Regions from separate parts of the Homo sapiens genome. Here region 1 is linked to region 2. A link is a loop called in an ENCODE intact Hi-C map of the cell type or tissue named here. Cell type or tissue: gastrocnemius medialis. All regions are shown on one strand. Each heading gives the region's core, and the rest is flanking DNA. Links, peaks and the distances in the headings are about the cores only.

Evidence for each region. A loop is a pair of places that touch in the nucleus more often than their neighbours do. Peaks named below come from ENCODE experiments on the same cell type or tissue, not always from the same donor. Only the 100,000 strongest peaks of a DNase experiment are listed, where the experiment ranks them.
Region 1: it touches region 2 in a loop (2.8-fold over the local background); 3 of 110 quality-filtered maps call a loop at or near these places.

Annotation. Positions count from the first base shown.
Region 1 is chr11:27,038,716-27,044,096 of GRCh38, reverse strand. It overlaps BBOX1 (gamma-butyrobetaine hydroxylase 1), which reads right to left and starts at 3,282. Exons shown (of 9, transcript NM_003986.3): 1 at 3,069-3,282; 2 at 2,619-2,881. In gastrocnemius medialis, for the core only: no CTCF peak of the experiment used is centred there; a DNase peak (open chromatin) is centred at 3,146.
Region 2 is chr11:26,991,757-26,997,137 of GRCh38, reverse strand. FIBIN (fin bud initiation factor homolog) reads right to left here and starts at 3,026. Exons shown (of 1, transcript NM_203371.2): 1 at 51-3,026. The coding sequence starts at 2,611. The coding sequence ends at 1,976. It overlaps LOC124902650 (a long non-coding RNA gene), which reads left to right and starts at 3,027. Exons shown (of 2, transcript XR_007062630.1): 1 at 3,027-3,155; 2 at 4,776-5,239. In gastrocnemius medialis, for the core only: no CTCF peak of the experiment used is centred there; DNase peaks (open chromatin) are centred at 2,237, 3,067 and 4,997; H3K4me3 peaks cover 1,828 bases; H3K27ac peaks cover 4,531 bases.

The DNA.
Region 1 (5,381 bases), core at 175-5,174, 47 kb before region 2:
GAGAGGATGTGGAGAAATAGGAACACTTTTACACTGTTGGTGGGAATATAAAGTAGTTCAAACATTGTGGAAGACAGTGTGGCAATTCCTCAAGGATCTAGAACCAGGAATACCATTTGACCCAGCAATCCCATTACTGCGTATACACCCAAAGGATTATAAATCATTCTACTATAAAGACACGTGCACATGTATGTTTATTACAGCACTGTTCACAATGGCAAAGACTTGGAACCAACTCAAATGCTCATCAATGATAGACTGGATAAAGAAAATGTGGCATATATACACCATGGAATACTATGCAGCCATAAAAAAGGATGAGTTCATGTCCTCCGCAGGGACATGGAGGAAGCTGGAAGCCATCATTCTCAGCAAACTATCACAAGAACAGAAGACCAAATACTGCATGTTCTCACTCATAAGTGGGACTTGAACAATGAGAACACATGGACACAGGGAGGGGAACATCACATACCAGGGCCTGTGGCGGGGTAGGGGGCTAGGGGAGGGATACCATTAGGAGAAATGCTAGGGCAATTAGTCAAGAGAAAGAAATAAAGGGTATTCAATGTAGATGACGCGTTGATAGGTGCAGCAAACCACCATGGCATGTGTATACCTGCACATTCTGCACGTGTACCCCAAACCTGCACATTCTGCACATGTACCCCAAACGTGCACATTCTGCACATGTACCCCAGCACTTAAAAGTATAACTTAAAAAAAATTAGGACAGGGTGTGGTGGCTCATGCCTGTAATCCCAGCACTTTGGGAGGCTGAGGTGGGTGGATCACGAGGTCAGGAAATCGAGACCACCTTGGCTAACACGGTGAAACCCCGTCTCTACTAAAAATACAAAAAGTTAGCCGGGCGTGGTGGCGGGCGCCTGTAGTCCCAGCTACTCAGGAGGCTGAGGCAGGAGAATGGCGTGAACCCGGGAGGCGGAGCTTGCAGTGAGCCGAGATCGCGCCACTGCACTCCAGCCTGGGCGACAGAGTGAGACTCCGTCTCAAAAAAAAAATAAATAAATAAAAATAAAAAATTAGTAGCTAAATCTCAAGATTGTTGTGTGTTAATTAACCTCACCATCTGGCATTTCAGCTTTGGAGAGAAAGGGCAAGAAGTTTTCTAGACATTACACCATGAAGGCTTAACTACATTGTTATTATTTTATATTTTAACCTTTAAATAACAAAATCAATTAATTTTTACTTGGTAAGGTGGAGGTTGACCAGACAATATTTGTAGTGCCTGCAGTTTGACATCATTTGAGTACATACATACTCTACTCAAGACACCTGCTACCTAAGGTTCTTCAACTTGAAATCTTTTTAAAATTATAAAATGGTTATTATTATTATTTTTAAACTTGGTTTAATAAGTGGCTGAGATACTTAACAATTTGTGAATATATTCTCATGTGAATAATGAATTCTATAAAGCAATTAGAAGCCAGGTACAGTGGCCTGTAATCCCAGCACTTTGGGAGGCCGGAGCAGAAGGATTGTTTGAGGCCAGGAATTTGAGACCAGCCTGGACAATATAGTGAGACCCCCATATCTACAAAAGAAAATTAGGCAGGCATGGTGGTGCATACACATACTCTGAGTTACTTGGGAGGTTAAGACAGGAGAATCGCTTGAACCCAAGAGTTTGAGATTACAGTGGGCTGTGATTGCATCACTGCATTCCAGCCTGGATGACAGAGCAAGACCCCATCTCAGCAACAATAACAACAAAAATAATGCCATTAGAAAAACCAGTGCATTCTCTAAAATAGGTTCACAATTCTGCCTGTCTTGCTTAAGGCATTAAATTTCATGCAAACACTTCATTTGTAAATTATACAAAGGAAAACTTTAGCTTCACTTTAGTGGAATCACCATTTTCAGATTGGAAATCAAATTATCAAGGCTTTGTTTTCTGATGTAATGCAAAGTACTGGGTTTAGATTTTAGGAAAATTTCTAAATTATTTAAACCAGAACATATATTCATTATGAGAAACCTTACGTTTTTAATCAAATCCATACCTGTAATATACCTTCTTGAGCTTCGTTAAGGGAACAAAACAATTGAAGATGTGCATAGTGGCTTTAATTGGCCAGCATTTTAAAGAGGCATGTTATAGTCAGCTTTTTGAGCTTAACAAAGAGCTAGGGTATCATATGCAGTCACCATTCTTTGGGATGGGTTGTGGATTATTCAGGGAACATTTTGAAAATCCAACCAGAATCCTCCTTGCCCCATCCCCAGTCTCTTTTTAGACAGCGTTCTCTCTGTCTCTTCTGTTTACTTTCTGGATCAGCTTAGGGATTATAAAGTAATTTGACTATCAGACTAAGCCAAACATAATTGGGAAAGAGAAGCTGCCAAGAAGCAATCAGATCCACTGCATTCCAAAACCAAGCCTATTCTAAATGCTTGATGGACCATCCCCAGCACAGCCCACATGACTGTGAGCTACATGTGAATGGAGTTCTAATTGGATGCTCCCCACCACCTCAGTCCACAGACTTGAATTCACAAACCCTTGCAATAAGGAGAAAAGGAAGATGAGCTCAATCATACCTGTTCTCAGATATGCTTTACACAGCAAACCACCCAAAACTTACCAAGTAAAGAAACTGTCAGCTTTGGTCCTTAGATCCTTTGGAGAGGGAGCATTCTGGTGCCCGTCACATCCCAGGAATGATCTGTCCCCAGTTTCCAATCTGATGTGGTACTTTTTCTTGGAAGCCTTTTTGCTCCTGGCAGTTTCACTGTGGCCCTGCCCCCAGACACAGCTGAGGTTTGTAAATGAGGAAGGATGTCTCAATCTGAAGGTGTAGCAACTACTGAAGGGAGCTTGGAGGTTTTTTGTCTTTGTTTTTTTGTGCTGTGTTTTTTTTAAAAAAAAAAAAAAAAAAGAAAGAAAAGAGGCTTTATGGCCTAGAGGGGAAGCAGTTAGCAAGAGAAAATACTTTGAGTACTGTTGGTTCCCAAAACCACAAAACCCCAGGACTCAATGCAAAGCATTGCCTCAGTTTGGAATCTTTCTTGATAGAAGGAAAAGCAGTTCTCACCTGTCTTACCTTCTATTTCTGTACCAGCAGTGGCAACAGCAGCAAGTGAACAAGCAGTTCACTTCTTTCCCACCTGTTCAGAGTGACAGCTCATTTATTGCACAACTCACTTAGGGCAGAGGCATTGAGATGGGCATTTAACAGGGAGGAGCTACCAGCGCTCACCCTAGCAGAGGTGAAGTGGTATCTACTTGTCAACAGAGTATTCCAATATGAGCCTCTTTAAAGGGAGCTTGAGTAGTTATCAGGGACTGGTAGAAAGACAGGGATTGGTCCCCTAAGCTTGATGCCCTCCTTTCTCTGCAATTTTGGCTGGAATAGGAAGTAGTTTCCAGAGAGCTTGGGGCTGTTTTTGAAGGTACTTGGTTGCCCAGTGATTTGATTCACAACACACAGCCCTTAGGGCAACAAAAGGGAAAGGCCAGAATAGGCAGCATGCCAGCATTCAGAGCCTGACTGCCAGGCATACTCTTGGAGAGTGCCCAGTGTGGGGGAGACCCTGTTGGACTGGTCTCAGGTCCTAGGTCCTAACAGAGTCTAGATTACATTAAAAGAAAGTCTACAGGTGGAAACTAAGGTCCAGGAGAGAGACGCTTGAGTCATCTGCCCTCCTCCCACCTAACACCCTCTTCCTAGGCAGATGTAGAAGCAGCCTGCAACTTGTTGCTTCTTGCCCGAAGGATTCGCAGGGCTGTGAGTGAGACTCAGTCAAAAAAGAACAAGAGGTAGCCACACAGAGAGAAAATGCAGCCCAACTGTCTGGTGGCCTCCTTTATGGGAAATCTCCCCTTCCAGAATGTCAGCATCCCCTCCCTAAACGATGTTTTTTCAGATCCTTTAACAATAAAATTTAAACTGTTTCCCTGCATCTGAAGAAAGGAACCTCTTTTCCACTTTCCTCCTTTCTTCCCCCAAGTCTCCAGGTCAAATTACTGACACCCACTGGCCAGTGAAAACAACAGCAGGTTTTGTTTTCCATGTATGAGAGGAGGGTGTGTATATGTGGGTGCCGTCATAAATGTGACCAGCATCTTAAACCCACGGTAACTGAAGTTATAAGTATGCCAAAAGCAATCAGATAATTATATTTTAATAATTCATGACATCACAGAAATATACACAATGAATTTTTCCTTTACACTTTGTACTTTAGTAACAATTACTGGAATAAATTAGGTAAATTCTGTTTCAGCTTTAAGAAAGTTGCTGACAAGAATGTGCCAGATATAAATAGTTTCTAATGGAATGATTAAATAGAACAAACAATAAATAAACCGACAAGTAAATCTGTTAATAAAGTTTAAAGACTTGCACATAAAGAATTGATTCTCAGAAACAGGTAAATAATCAAAACTCTGCTCTCCACTGTAAGAAGCTTCTTAAATGAACATGGGAGTGCAGCTATCTCTTTGACATACTTATTCTATATCCTCTGGATATATATCCAGAGGTAGGATTGCAGGATTATATGAGAGCTCTATTTTCAATTTTCTGAGGAACCACCATACTGTTTTCCATAACGGTTGTACCAATTTACATTTCCAGCAACAGTGTATGTATTATTCTATTCTCACACTGCTATAAAGACATACCTGACTGGGTAATTTATCAAGTTTACTGACTCATCGTTCTGCATGTCTGGGGAGGCCTCAGGAAACTTACAATCATGGAAGAAGGCAAGAGAGAAGCAAAGGCACATCTTACATGGTGGCAGGCAAGAGAGAGCAAATGAATGAAGGAAGAGCCCCTTATAAAAGCATCACATCTCGTGAGAACTCACTCACTATGACAAGAACAGTATGGGGGAAACCACTCCCATGATCCAATCACCCACCACCAGATCCTTCCCTTGACATGTGGGGATTATGGGGATTACAATTTGAGATGAGATTTGGGTGGGGACACAGAGCCAAACCATATTAGTATACAAAGATTCCTTTTTCTCTACATTCTCTTCAATACTCATCTGTTGTCTTTTTGATGAAAGCCATTCCAACAGTGTAAGGTAGTTTCTCATTGTAGTTTGCGTTTTAATTTACATTTCCATGATGATTAGTGATTTGACCATTTTTTTTTATATATCTGTTGGACATTTGTATGTCTTCTTTTGAGAAATGTCTATTCAGATACTTTGTCTATTTTTTAATCAGATTTTTTTTCTATTGAGTTGTTTGCTGTTGAGTGTTTCTTATATATTTTGGATACTCCTTGTCAGATGGATAGTTTACAAATATTTTTTCCCATTCCATAGATTATCTTTTTACCCTGTTGACTGTTGCTTTGGTTGTGCAAAAGCTTTTTGTTTTGATGCCA
Region 2 (5,381 bases), core at 189-5,188:
TGATATAAATGTTTTGAGGCATGAATGATTGTGACTTCAAACTACAAACATTTTAGTACCAAATATGATTTTATTTGCCACTGTTGTTATTTTTTCCTCATTTTTTCAGAATAAAGAAGGAAACTACTTTAAGTGATCATTAATCTTCTTTCTACACACAAGTCTAGAAAGCAACAAAAAGTGGGGCCCTGAGTAACAAAAAGAAGTTATAATTGATTTTAAGTACAGTAAGTTAAGCAAAATTTCAGGCATTCGACCACTCTCTCTCATTTTTCAGTATCCTTAAAAAAATTAGTTCGGGAAGTCCCGTGTTTAAATTTAAGAAGACCAGGGGCTGTTATAACTGATGGAGGATAAGTCATTTAGCCTTTCCCAGCCTCAGTTTCCCCTTCTGTAATAGAAAGATATTAGACAGTTCATAGGAATGGAAAACTTATTTTCTTATTCAAGGGAGAGGAGAAAATAAATGTCTGTTGAACAGAAGAATATGAACATTTATTTATTTTCGTGTGTGTGTGTGTGTGTATCTGTGCATATATGCAACAAGAAAGCATATTTAAGGTGAGAGTAAGAATTAGCTAGGGAAAGACATTAAATAAAGTGCATCTCCACCTTTTGAAGCCATTAATTAAATAATGTAGACCTGGCTTCAAAATTAAACATCACTGTAGTTTATAACTTAGGATGGAATGCTTGCTCTGCATAAGGGTACAGGGTATGAGCCTTGTCAGAAACTTTTGCAATTGAATTTATGAGAGAAACTGGAGAAAATTTGAGTCTTTAAGCAGACCTATAGAGATCAAATTTAAAGTTTGGGCAATGGCTAGATTTGTTTTCTTGTGAGGATGTCAGGGTGACTACAGAGAGGAGAATTGCCAAATATGTAGCTATTCCTCTGCCTTCTTTATCATATACTCTAAGTAAACTGGCTTAAATCCAGTCCTTCTCTCTCCTTTTGCATTGGCCCCTTTTAGAAATATGAAAGTTACAGATGTAAATTACAAAGTAAGCCAGTATTACATGAAAACATGTTTATTGCCTGAATAATAAAACTTAGCTAAGGAGTTATTAGAATTAGGATTCCCCCTACTTGAAGTACAAGTTTCCAATAAACAGACAGACAGAAGCAAAACCCCAAATGAGAAAGAATACATTGGTAACCTAAATCATAGGCATTTGTGGGTATGTTCATACAATCTACCTATTTCTTTGTAATTTACTATAGCACTGATGACAAAGCATAGACATACAATGAGAAAGAGCAAATCAGCATATCAGTGTGACTGTGCAACCACTACAAAGCTTGGCCTTCTTAAATGTGGCCACTTTAACTTACACACACCCACAGAGGCATCAGAAATCTCCCTGCAAACACGATTTGCCTATAGTTTTGTGGCAATACTGTTACATAGAACAAAAACAACTCTCAGACCATGGTTAATAAATAAGAGAGAAAAGAAGTAAGAAACAACTTCCATGGGTTGGCAGGCATGCAAAGCAGCACCTTGAACCTCATTTGAAAAACAGGCAACTGGGATAGCTTTTGGAGCCCAGGAGTGAAGGCTAGAGGCTGAAAGGAGCTATGCACTATTATCTTTGGGTATTTCCACATAATCTGCAGGATGGGGAAGTTTAATTCCGCACCACATAAACTGTGCTCTTTTAGATGTGGCTGAAACGGGTGTCTCTGCAGAATTAGAAACCCATCTAGAAATGACATTGCTTAAAATTGTTCTTTCCAGGTGACAATTCCATAACAATCACATAAATAATGTACAAAAACAAAACTAAAAACAAAGTCACTCAAGTGTCCAATTTTTCTCTTTTGAAAGATGACCTTAGATGTATTCTCAAAGTGCAAATCGGGATATAAAAAAATAGTAGGTATGGGGGAAATGTAGCCCCATCTTCTGTCCCCCACCCTCCAAAACGGGGCTGATTTGATTCCCTCTTTCTAGCATTTGTATCCTTCCACCTATACTTTAAGATAATCATTTTTCAGCCGACCTAGTCGGGTCCCATGGCTCCTAATGGTGAGGGCCAGCAGCTCGTATTTGTCCCTGAGCCCCACAGAGATGTCCAGTGTCTCCTTCAGCAGGGACCTGGTGTGGACCAGCATTCCCAGAAAGTCCTCGTTGAGCCTGCTCTCCTGCCGGCTGTCCTGTTCCTGGCCCTGCTTGAACTTGCTCTCCAGCTCAGTGAGGGATTTGTCCGAGTTGGAGTAGGCATCCCCGATCTGGTGGGACTCCCGCCGCAGGTACTTGCCATAGCTCTCTTCCCCGTCTAGGTCGTAGGAGATGCTTTTGCTGATGCCCTCCAGCACGCGCCCAGCATCCTCCACCTGGCGGCCCAGCACGGTGAACTCCTCCCGCAGGGTGAGGCTCAGCAGGCTGCCAACCTGGCTCCCCTCCCCCTGGGAGCAGCGCCTGTGGTCACTCACCCTGAAGAGCAGCTGGCACTTCTCGGGGTCATCGTTCTCCTCATAGTCCCCATCGGGCACGAAGTAGTGGTGCAGAGTCCCATTGGACATCTCTGGGTAGAGGGGGCCATCGAAGTAGCCTTGACACAGGTGGCAGAAGAAACTCATGCAGAAGAACTTCAGAAACACCATTCTGGATATTCAGGATGGCCAGGGACCCCAGGAGGAGACTTTTTACCCAGGCACAAGGAAGGGAGTGTCTTTGCGAGTCAGCGTCTCCCTGAGACAGCGTCCGCCTCAGTCCCAGCTGGCTTGCTGCTCCCTGGCCCCCAGTCCCCAGCAGGCTTCATGTGGCTCTGCACACCAGCGTCTGGGTAGCGCGCCCGCCGCAGCGCAGGATGCACCCACCCTTGCGCCCCTCGCTCGGTGACTGGAACTCCTCCGGCACAGGCGTAGCGGGGAACCCCTCCTCCGGGGCCCTGGCAAGATGCTGGCTCTGTTGCCCTCCTCTCGGAGTTTCCCCTTGCTCCCGGGAGATGGAGTGTGTAGCTGGAGAGAAAGGCTCTTGCCCCCTGATAGTATTTCAATTTCTGGACTGGGTGGGAATGCGGAGCTTTTCCTTTGGCTAAAGATATCCTGAGGATCTCTCTGCTCTCAAATTACAGCTGGTTTCGTCACTTGGAAGCCAGGGAACAAGTTTGGAAAAGAACCTCTCACCAGGTCTCCACTATTAAAGGTACAGGGTCGCTTTTTAAAGGTTGGAAGGGAAGACTCTACAATAGAATTTAGCTCGAAAGAGAAAATGAGAAGAGAATAAATGGAATTTCCACCACAAAAACCCTGGTTTGTTATTGACATATTGGGAGGGGGAAGGAATGATTACCCTGGAAAAATGCCATTTCACGTGTCTCAATAAATATCAGGTTGGATTTTCTGAGTATATCTATTTTTATCTTTAAAACTTTGTGACTTTGAAGGCAAATTTAAAGTGTCAGAAATTACAGTTTTGTTTGAAAATGATTGGTTAATTAAAATTTATATCAACAATACTTTGGATGAAATGAAAATACAGAAAGTTGCTTAATGTATAGTCTTTAGTATGTATAAGAACAGAAGCAGAAAAATGAAATTTTGCCAGCTTAGTGAGTTAAAGGACAATGAGATCCTTATTTAATTTTATGAAACAATGCTAAGCATCTGCATTGAATCTTGAACCTAATGCTTTTATAGTTGTTGCCTCTTTTGAGAGTCTTGAAAGCTTTTGAAGAATGTTTCTGGTACTATTATGCCCATTTTCCAGATGGAGAAATGAAGGAGCAGAATGTTAAGCAAATTGATTATAGTCACACAGTTAGACTTTAGTTGAGCCAGAACTAATTGTCACAAGGTCTTTTAATTTAACTTGGGGGGAGAAAAACAATGTTTTTTTTTTTTTTTTTAACCTGGCCATTTTAATTTCTAATTTATGAACTTATTGGCAAATGGCCATCCTAAAGGCCATTCATTTGTTTAATGAATATTTCTTGAGCATTTACTGCATGCCAAAATCTATTTGAGGTAGTGGGAATACAGCTGTGAACAAAAATAAAGACAAATCCTTGCCTTCCTGGCACTTATATTTTGGGAAATAGAAAACTTAAATTTTTGAAAATAGGTCAGGCGTGGTGGCTCACGTCTGTAATTCCAGCACTTTGGGAGGCAGAGGTGGGTGGATCACTTGAGGTCAGAAGTTCGAGACCAGCCTGACCAACATGGTGAAACTCCATCTCTACTGAAAATACAAAAAAAAAAAAAAAAAATAGCTGGACATGGTGGTGCATGCCTGTAATCCCAGTTACTCAGGGGGCTAAGACAGGAGTATTGCTTGAATCCAGGAGAGGGAGGTTGCTGTGAGCCTAGATCGCACCACTGCAGTCCAGCCTGGGTGACAGAGTAAGACCTTTTCTCAAAAAAAGAAAAATATGTAAATAAATAAGATGTAAGTTGGACATCAATAGGGCTGTGGAAGAAAAGAAACAGAGGAAGCATGGGAAAGCAGAAGCAGGCAGCACTCCTGTTTCTATGGGTATTTTCTCCTTCTTCCTTGAAATGTAACTGAAACATTCATGTTGACTTGCCAGTGTTCCATACCTATCTCCCTCCCCAAGTAATAAGGGACTGGCTTCATTCAGACTCACAGTGCCACACTGTTCTGGGACAGTTATACTCATTGTCATCACTTTCATGGATATAAACAACCCAGACTCCTGCAGAGAAAATGAGAAGTCTGGTTAAGTAACTTGATATTTTGCTGATGTGGTATCACATGCATGGAGTTTCTGAAGCATGTTGACTGCACATTTTCATTCTTATCCAGATACTTAGCATCATGGAAACATAGACCAAAGGAGTTTTCTTACTGTTTATGCCAAGTGGAAGACCAAGGCCTATTTTCACTCTATCCCAGAAGAAAACTACAACTTCCTTCAGTTGAAAGACTGGACTGTTGGACTCAAGAGCTACATTGCTTCATTCCTTTTTCTCTGGGACATTCAGAAATGACAACAGATGGATTCATATTGGCTGCTTGGCCAAAGAAGCGAAGAGGAATTTACTCTGATTCATTCCATTTCTTGCACAATCTCTCTCTGACTTACTAACCAATTCAATTAAGCAAACCTATATTAAGCACTTACTACTTGCTCCCCACTTGCAGGGTGCAGTATTAAGGTAACTACAGACACAAAGATGTGCAATAAGAAGTTTCAGCCTACAAAGAGCTTGCTCCCTGGTTGAAGAGTCGGGCATATACCCATATAAAGTTATCATACGAAGGGTGAAGAGTGTGAAGAGTGTTTACTTTCTTCCTGCAAAGACCTCATCTAAAGATACACACTCCATATTGTGTATTAGAAAGGAATCATTTTTGTACAAATAACTAAAAGTCCACTTCAGTCTAACTAAGGGCATTAACTTACAGGAA